Linked DNA regions of Mus musculus: all the other regions are linked to region 1. A link is a loop called in an ENCODE intact Hi-C map of the cell type or tissue named here. Cell type or tissue: heart. All regions are shown on one strand.

The links. Hi-C counts contacts between places; a loop is a spot of excess contacts. Peaks named below come from ENCODE experiments on the same cell type or tissue, not always from the same donor. Only the 100,000 strongest peaks of a DNase experiment are listed, where the experiment ranks them.
Region 2: it touches region 1 in a loop (2.2-fold over the local background); 2 of 42 quality-filtered maps call a loop at or near these places.
Region 3: a loop joins it to region 1, with 4 times the contacts of the local background. A loop is called at or near these places in 2 of 42 quality-filtered maps.

Annotation. Positions count from the first base shown.
Region 1 is chr11:71,748,515-71,751,014 of GRCm38, reverse strand. It overlaps a transcript of Wscd1 not described here. Among named protein-coding and RNA genes, the nearest start is that of Wscd1, 1.2 kb to the left of the region's middle. In heart, a CTCF peak has its summit at 1,150; a DNase peak (open chromatin) is centred at 154; H3K4me3 peaks cover 518 bases; H3K27ac peaks cover 276 bases; H3K27me3 peaks cover 1,355 bases.
Region 2 is chr11:71,817,327-71,819,826 of GRCm38, reverse strand. It overlaps Gm34127 (a long non-coding RNA gene), which reads left to right. Exons shown (of 2, transcript XR_388818.1): 2 at 1,559-1,749. Among named protein-coding and RNA genes, the nearest start is that of Gm34127, 3.1 kb to the left of the region's middle. In heart, a CTCF peak has its summit at 1,453; DNase peaks (open chromatin) are centred at 1,466 and 2,196.
Region 3 is chr11:71,514,322-71,516,821 of GRCm38, reverse strand. It overlaps 9230020A06Rik (RIKEN cDNA 9230020A06 gene), which reads right to left and starts at 286. Exons shown (of 6, transcript NR_152165.1): 1 at 1-286. In heart, no CTCF peak of the experiment used is centred here; a DNase peak (open chromatin) is centred at 1,341.

The DNA.
Region 1 (2,500 bases):
GAGCGGGCGAGCGGGCGCCCGGTCTGCACATGCTCACTCGCGCGGCCCGGGGACAGCGGCCGGCCTCCGCCGGGTCCTAGAGGCTTCCGCGCACCCCCCTCTTCTAGGCTCCCAGGAAGGGTCGCAGCTTGGCTTCGTGGCGGGAGGTATGTGGGTGATCTGTCCGGGCTTGCGAGACAACGCACATACCGCGGGTGACACGCACTACTCGCCACCGCCAAGACAAGACGTTGACCACTCTGTTGCACCCGCCCAGCCACAGCCTACCACTGCAGCCTAGCCGGCTCTAGCACGCACCATGGTGCTCACACCAGACGCACACAGGAATACACTGGGCATCGCCACTCGCAGCAGTACGCCGCCACACTCAGATGCAGACGTGGTGGCAGACGCACAGTGGCTGATACAAATACACACTGAATCACCAGACACCCACACTCACACACTCTGTACTCTGCTCCACTCACTCAGAAGCAAGCTAGGACACGGACAGTTGCACACACATACAGAGCCACACAAATTTGTACCACTCTAATGTAAATACCCAGGCACACACTGGATTACTGTCCCATACTGGGGGAGCTAGGCACATTCACCTAACTCTCCTTGACACACAGCCACTCAGAAACAAGCACTTGCTAGAAACACACACACAATTTGAGACAGTACCACAGAATTACAAAATGGCAAAGATACTCACACCATCTCCTTACACACCTGGGGTTCTGCCAGCAGCTTATCACTCTGCCCACATTGACACAGGGAGACAGACCTTCTTGATATAGAGTGTAAAGGGACATTGCCTCACTGGTACACACACACACACACACACACACACACACACACACACACACACCACAGAGAGGGGGGGCACATAGGTCTATATACAGCCCTCCTTTTAAATAAAGACTTACCCCACTGGGAAGCTCTGCTCCCCCTTTCGAAGCCCCCAAGTCACAGCATCTACCCTGCTCTTCCTTAAACAACAGTGGGTATAGTTCTCACCCAAGACTGACAGCCAAGATGTTCTTGGAGGCTGCTGGATGCTGGGGACAGGATGAGAGGAGGCATCAGGAGCAGGTGGCAGTGGCTCTAACGGACTTCCTGAATGGAAGTTTTTTACTTCCAACTTCCGCTAGGGGCAGAGCTGCTCAGCCACTCAGAGAAGTGGGCTTTCAACAGGTGCAGGGCAGCAGTGGGGCTTGGAAGGGGACCCGTAGAAAGCTTCTGGCGGTGCAGTCGAAAGGCACCCTGGTGGGGAAAGGGCTTGTTGAAGTTTACACAGAAGAGTCTTGGGTCTGGGGATGAAGGTTGAACTCTTTGGAGCCTTGGGAGTTTTGGGTAGGAGCAGAGGGATTTTGTGCTATCTCAGCATTCCAGGCCTGCAAAGAAAGTATCCTCTGCATAGCCTTTAATCATTGTTATCAGCTGTAACTCAATGAATCCTCTTGCAATGTTGTCTTGTGTTTGAACCCTCTTCAGGACTGACTGCATAATTTATAGGGTCCAGTGGCAAAAAACAAACAAACAAACAAATTATCCAAGATGCAAAGGTATAATTTTTTTAATTTTTTAGTACATATTTTCCTCAATTACATTTCCAATGCTATCCCAAAAGTCCCCCATACTCTCCCCCCCCCACTTCCCTACCCACCCATTCCCATTATTTTGGCCCTGGCGTTCCCCTGTACTGGGGCATATAAAGTTTGCGTGTCCAATGGGCCTCTCTTTCCAGTGATGGCTGATTAGGCCATCTTTTGATACATATGCAGCTAGAATCAAGAACTCTGGGGTACTGGTTAGTTCATAGTGTTGCACCTACAGGGTTGCAGATCTGCAAAGGTGTAATTTTAAAACAGAGTTTAGGGTTATTGGGAAACAGACTCTTGTGTCTTGCACAGGCCGTAAGTCCATGAAGTCACCCATGACCCTCTTATATCCTTTGTCCCACTTAATAGTTATGACAAACTACCTTCATTTGCATCCACTTCAAAGACAATGCTCTTGATGCACAAAAGGAGATGGTTGCCCAAGGGTTGCAGTGAGGACAGCCCTGAGAACCTCCAGATGCACTCCTCGCGATTCTGGGCACTGCTCTGCAGCTGCTGCTTCTTGGGAGGAGATGTCACCTAGAGCAGCAGCCACCTGAGATGTGGAGCTGAGTTGTCTGTGTGAAGTGTATGAAGGGTGGAGGGGATGTTAAGGGAAGAGTCCCGTGTCTGATTGCACCTGCAACGCGCAGCATGCCAAGAAGCACCTCCTGGTCTCCAGGTAGGTATGCCTGCCAACTTGACAAGAGACACTACGAAAGGAGGTACAAGGAGGAACCCATAGAGTAGTGAGTTGAGAAGGGCGTGGGAAAGGCAGTTTGGGTGTCAAAATGGGCATGAGTATTTCTGTGTTGGAATAAAGCCTTCCTCTTTAGCACTGGTTGCAGATAAAGGTTCAAGAAGCCAGCTTGGGTAGCCCTGATAGCAACACCCCTTTCAAACCATGCCAA
Region 2 (2,500 bases), 69 kb before region 1:
GCATTAGGCTATAAATATTGTTAAAGCTATTTGACCCATGCTACTAAATAGATGCAACTGATAGTTTGGCTTTTTTTTTTTTCCGTTTTGTTTATGTCAAGCTTTTGGCCTTAGAGTGAGTTCTTTGTGAAATGACTAAGACACCTGGGCTTCAGTGAACTGGGAAAGTTTGGGAAGCCCTGGGTAAAGGGCTACCCCGGAGTGGATGTAAGTTTCTAAGCCCTCAGGCTGTCTGTGTCAAGGGCAAAGGGGCCTCCAGAAGCCCCAGGGCAGCCTTCTGGCGAAGAGACCCTGGTGGAGCTGCTGGAAATGAAGACAGCTAGAAGTATGTAGAAACACATACACACACACACACACACACACACACACACACACAAAGAGAGAGAGAGGGAGAGAGAGAGCAAGAGCGAGCCTCTAATGGGAAACATGGAGACAGTACCTACAATATCAGTGTACCCAAGCTGTAAGGTGTGCGTTACAATGGCCTGGAGATCCTGTTCAATGTAGTTCCTACTGAGGGTTCCAGGGACCTGAGTGCCTGTGTTCATATTGCACTCCAGGCTGTTGTCGTGGCCATTGGCTCTGGAGTCTGACAGCTCTGAGCTAACCAGGCCCTTCCCCCACACTTACCTAGTTGCCCTTCCTCCCTCAGTGACTGAGTGCTCTGGACAGTAAGTGTTTTGGATCAATGAACTTAGAGCATGAACATAGGCAGAACAGAGTCTAGAACCATCAGTGGTGTGCCAGCATCCTGGGACTGGGAACTTCCTGGATGGGAAGGTTCTTGGACAGATATGGTGGCCTAAGCCCATTTTACAAACAGGAAAATAGAGGCCTGGGAAGGAACAAAAGCATGAGGCCAGAACTCAGAACACTGGATCCCATACTCAGGACAATGGCCATTTCCTATAGTTGGTGTGTCAGTACAGAGCATCTCGAACCCCAGATATAGAAAGAAGATAGATATGGGCAGTAAAGTCCCCACTAAGATACCAGGAGTTGAAGTTCACAGACGAGTCTGAATAAAATACTGTGTGTGTGGGGGGGGGGGGGCGGGATTACTACGATATTTTAAAGTCACTTTGTCCCAGATGTAAGGCATCTTCCCAGAAGCTGGGCATGAGCAGTCTCCTGCCTTGATGGGCAGGAATCAGGCATTGCTGATGAATGGACCTTGGTGACAAAGTGTGATTTTCCTCCCTGGCTTACCAGCCAGCATGGGATGCTGGCAGCAGTCGACTTCTCAGAGAGACAGAGAAGCTATCTAGGTCTGCTAACTCTCTCAGGCTTCTCCATCCCCATCAAGATCATGAGCTAGAGTTTGGTCTGCATAGGCATGGAGGGGACAGAAGAAAGGAAGCGGGGTCACAGTGCATTCTAGTGACAGAGGATCAATTTGGACCCTGGTGTTTCCTCCCGGGTAGCGAGGTATGTGTGGCATTTCCCATTCCTCTCATTTTACTCCTGGTGGTCAAATGGAGCACCTGGTCTCTTCCCATGTGACCTTATCAGACTTCCCAGTCGAAGAGGTTGGAGTTCACTTCCTTTCCATTGATAGGAGTCCTGGCCAGCACTGTTAGGAAGTTGCCTGTCTTGGCATGGAATCTTGCCATCTCTCATCTACTCTGAAGAATAAGTTTATGATCACCATCCCAGAGGAAGGAAGAGGAGACCCCAGAAATGGACCAAAACAGTCTGGCACGAAACCCACAGTGACCATATCTGCCAATAAAGAGACTTTTGCTGTCATTTCCTGAACTTGTGGGTCTTTTGTTATGTGACATTATGGTCACAATATCTGACAAATGGACTTTGGGGTCTCTAATTAGTTGCTTATATGAATCAGCAGCCAAGGTTTTTCTCATCTGTAAGAAATGGACGTTCCCACGTACCTCGCAGCTCTTGTACTATGGTTTGATGACCTATGATGTAAGACAGTGCACAGCATGGGGCCCACTCTGCTAAGGACTCCCCATAAATGAGGATCGAGAAGCACAATTGTCACTCCGTGAGAGGTGGGTTTATGTGCTCACAGTGAGTGACGCAGTGCCAGGCTTTGACAGGGCAGTCAGAGCTAAAATTCTATTTCTGCTAGATGATTAATACTAGTCTCGGACAGGTCACTGGGTAGAAACCCAGGCCGGGATAGGGTCAGAGCAGAGGGCAGTGGGAAGCCTCCTTTCTGGAGTGTCAAGTCTCAGTGCTGACCATGGGACTTGCATCTGCTCTTCTGGACTATGGTTTCACGTGTTCTTGCATCAGTTTCTGGGCAACAAGACAACTCTCATTTCCTGTTATTTCCACAGCAGAGTAAGTAATGGTAGCAAGTCATGAAAGGTCACAGTGATAAGAACAATACCACACGTGTTGTTGAGGCTGAGATTTTGGGCTTTGGAGTGTTCCCCTTGTCTACCAGTGATCCCCCTTCTTTCCTACTGGGGTGGCATTTCAAGTATTCACCCTGGGACCAAGGCTTCCTTCACCATGCCAGAGAGGCTGA
Region 3 (2,500 bases), 230 kb after region 1:
TACTTGACAATTCTTCCTGCCAGACTCTCTTCCAGCAACGACTCCCAGAAGTCAGCTCTCAGTGGACTCTGCTGGCCACCAGGTGAGTAGAGCCATGGTGAGATGGCCCACTGGGCCAGTGCCCTTAGCTCAGAAGAACAAAGTCAAGTTCATCACCAGGTAGCATTTTCAGAGAGCCCTGGAACAAGGCCACCTCTGGAAATCAGTTAGCATCCCACTTCTCTATAGAATCCTGTTGAGAAGGCTGCATTGCAGCCTCACCTTGAGACTTCCTTGGATGCTGATTGGGACAGAGGCAGTGTGTGTGTTGATTTCTTCTTTTCTGCCTCCGGCACTTCCTCTGGTGTGGGTGGGGCTTCAGCTGTGCACCAAAGGGTCTTGGGGATCAATTATAGCCAAGTCTAGAGTTGCTCACAGCTTGGAAGCAAGAAAGATCGGCAAACAATTCATCAAATAATTCATTGTTACTCCGAGTGGCAAGTGTGACAGCAAACAGGTGACTGAGTATCATGTAGCAGCCAGAAAAACAACCACTGCAGCTCAACACCTTCAGAGAGGTGTTATTCCCCATGGGACATGAAGTAAGTGGAGACCAGCCAGAGCAAGGTGAGGTCAGAACCAGCCTGGCCCCTGGGAGCCCAGCAGAACCTGCAATGCCCAGAGCTTTCTAATATCAGAATTGAGCTGGGAATCCATGTGAGCTCTCTCCCCTTTTTTCCTCAAGTCACGTCACAGCTGAGCTAGGCTGGACCACCATTCAGAGAGGTCACACAGGGAACAGTGAAGGGGCACAGATGGCTGTCCAAGAGGCGTGGTTCCTCTACCGAAAGCTTTCTTGTATTGTCCTGAGACTCACAGAAGCATAAAACAGGCAATTTGGATTTGACCTCAGAGGTTATTCTCTTAAGCTGGGAAGTAGCTATCTTGCCCAGTAGAAATAACAATCCTTTAAATTTGCCTAACATTATATAGTTACACTTCATTTCCTTTGGCTGGTACCTGCAGATGTAATCAGCATTCACATTCACCCTGTGATTGCCCAAAGTAATCCTCCGTGGGACTCAGAATAAACCATGCCCCTGGGCACCAGCCTGGACTTTTTATCCTGATCTCATGGTTTTCCTACGGACTGTATCTCTGGATGGGAAGCTCAAAGAAACCAGCAGCTTAGTCCTCGTGCAAGAGAACAAACTGACCTGAGGAAGTGAAGAGTGGCTGAGACAATAGGCCACCTTAATGAGCAACTCATATGGCCACCAGCTCTGTGAAGCACAATGAAGCTGACAGGAAATGTCTCTCGGAATGTGGTGTCCAGCAGACCTCAGGCGGCACAGGGGACATGCTTGACTGAGAAAGAGAGAAGTGATTATGAGTAGACGGGGAAGATAAAATCCCAATTATCCCAAACTTGGCAACCAAGCCTTCTCGCATAAGTGGAACTCAGCCAGGCATGGCGACCTAAGGGATCTCTTGGGAGCAGGGTGGGGCCTGTTAGAGAAAGAAAACTCAAACCTGCTTGCTACAGCTCCTCCATGGGGCTTGGGGACATAGTAGATTGGCTTTTTACTCTTTTTTAAAAAGGAAAACAGTTGGCTGGAGATGTAGGGGGACAGTACTTTAGAGAGTTGGGGGAGATATGTTACCCCAAGTGGTCTTAGGAGAAGCTATCCTGAGAGGATGCCTCAAGGGGCAACAGGATCCTAGAAAAGATCTGTATAATGAACATTACAGGAATCACGGGCCAAGGAGAAGGTTCTAGACCAGTGATTCTCAACCTTCCTAATGCTATGACCTTTTAATACACCACCTCATATTGTGGTGACCCCCAAACATAAAATTATTTTTGCTGCAACTTCATAATGAATTTTATTATTGTTATATATTCTAATACAAATATCTGTGTTTTCTGATGGTCATAGGTAATCCTTGTGGTAGGGTTGTTCAAATCCTAAAGGAGTAGTGACACACAGGTTGAGAACCACTGATCTACACTGTCCATAGAGAATAGGTACACAAGAGTCATGCTTCATGTAACATGCTGAGTTATAGGCCCAATCCTTAGGTTCTTAATGACAGGGTGATACAGTAACAGCCTGCCTGTGGCCACTAGTGAGTATAGTTGATTCTCATCATCCTTCTAGACATTCTAATCACTGGACTGAGACTGTCCTGGGGCTAAGGAGGATACTGTGTGATCAAAACATGACCAGAGAAGAGAGGGGCATTCTGCCAAGTTCATTCAGAATAAGAAAGTAGCCTTACAGGGTAGGTTGGAAGAGGCAAAATTGATATTGTCTTGACTTCAACCAAAGTCAGTGACAGTCTTTAGCCATTTGGGGGGATTCTATATGGGTAAGATACGGGTGAGCAGGACAAGGATGCACATGTTCTTGTGTGATGCTGAGGTATTTCCCTCCTATGTTGTGGTAACCTGCCATCTAAAGAACCTGTGCAGCGATTGAACCTAGGTTTGGACCAGAGATTGAACACAGAAGCAGCT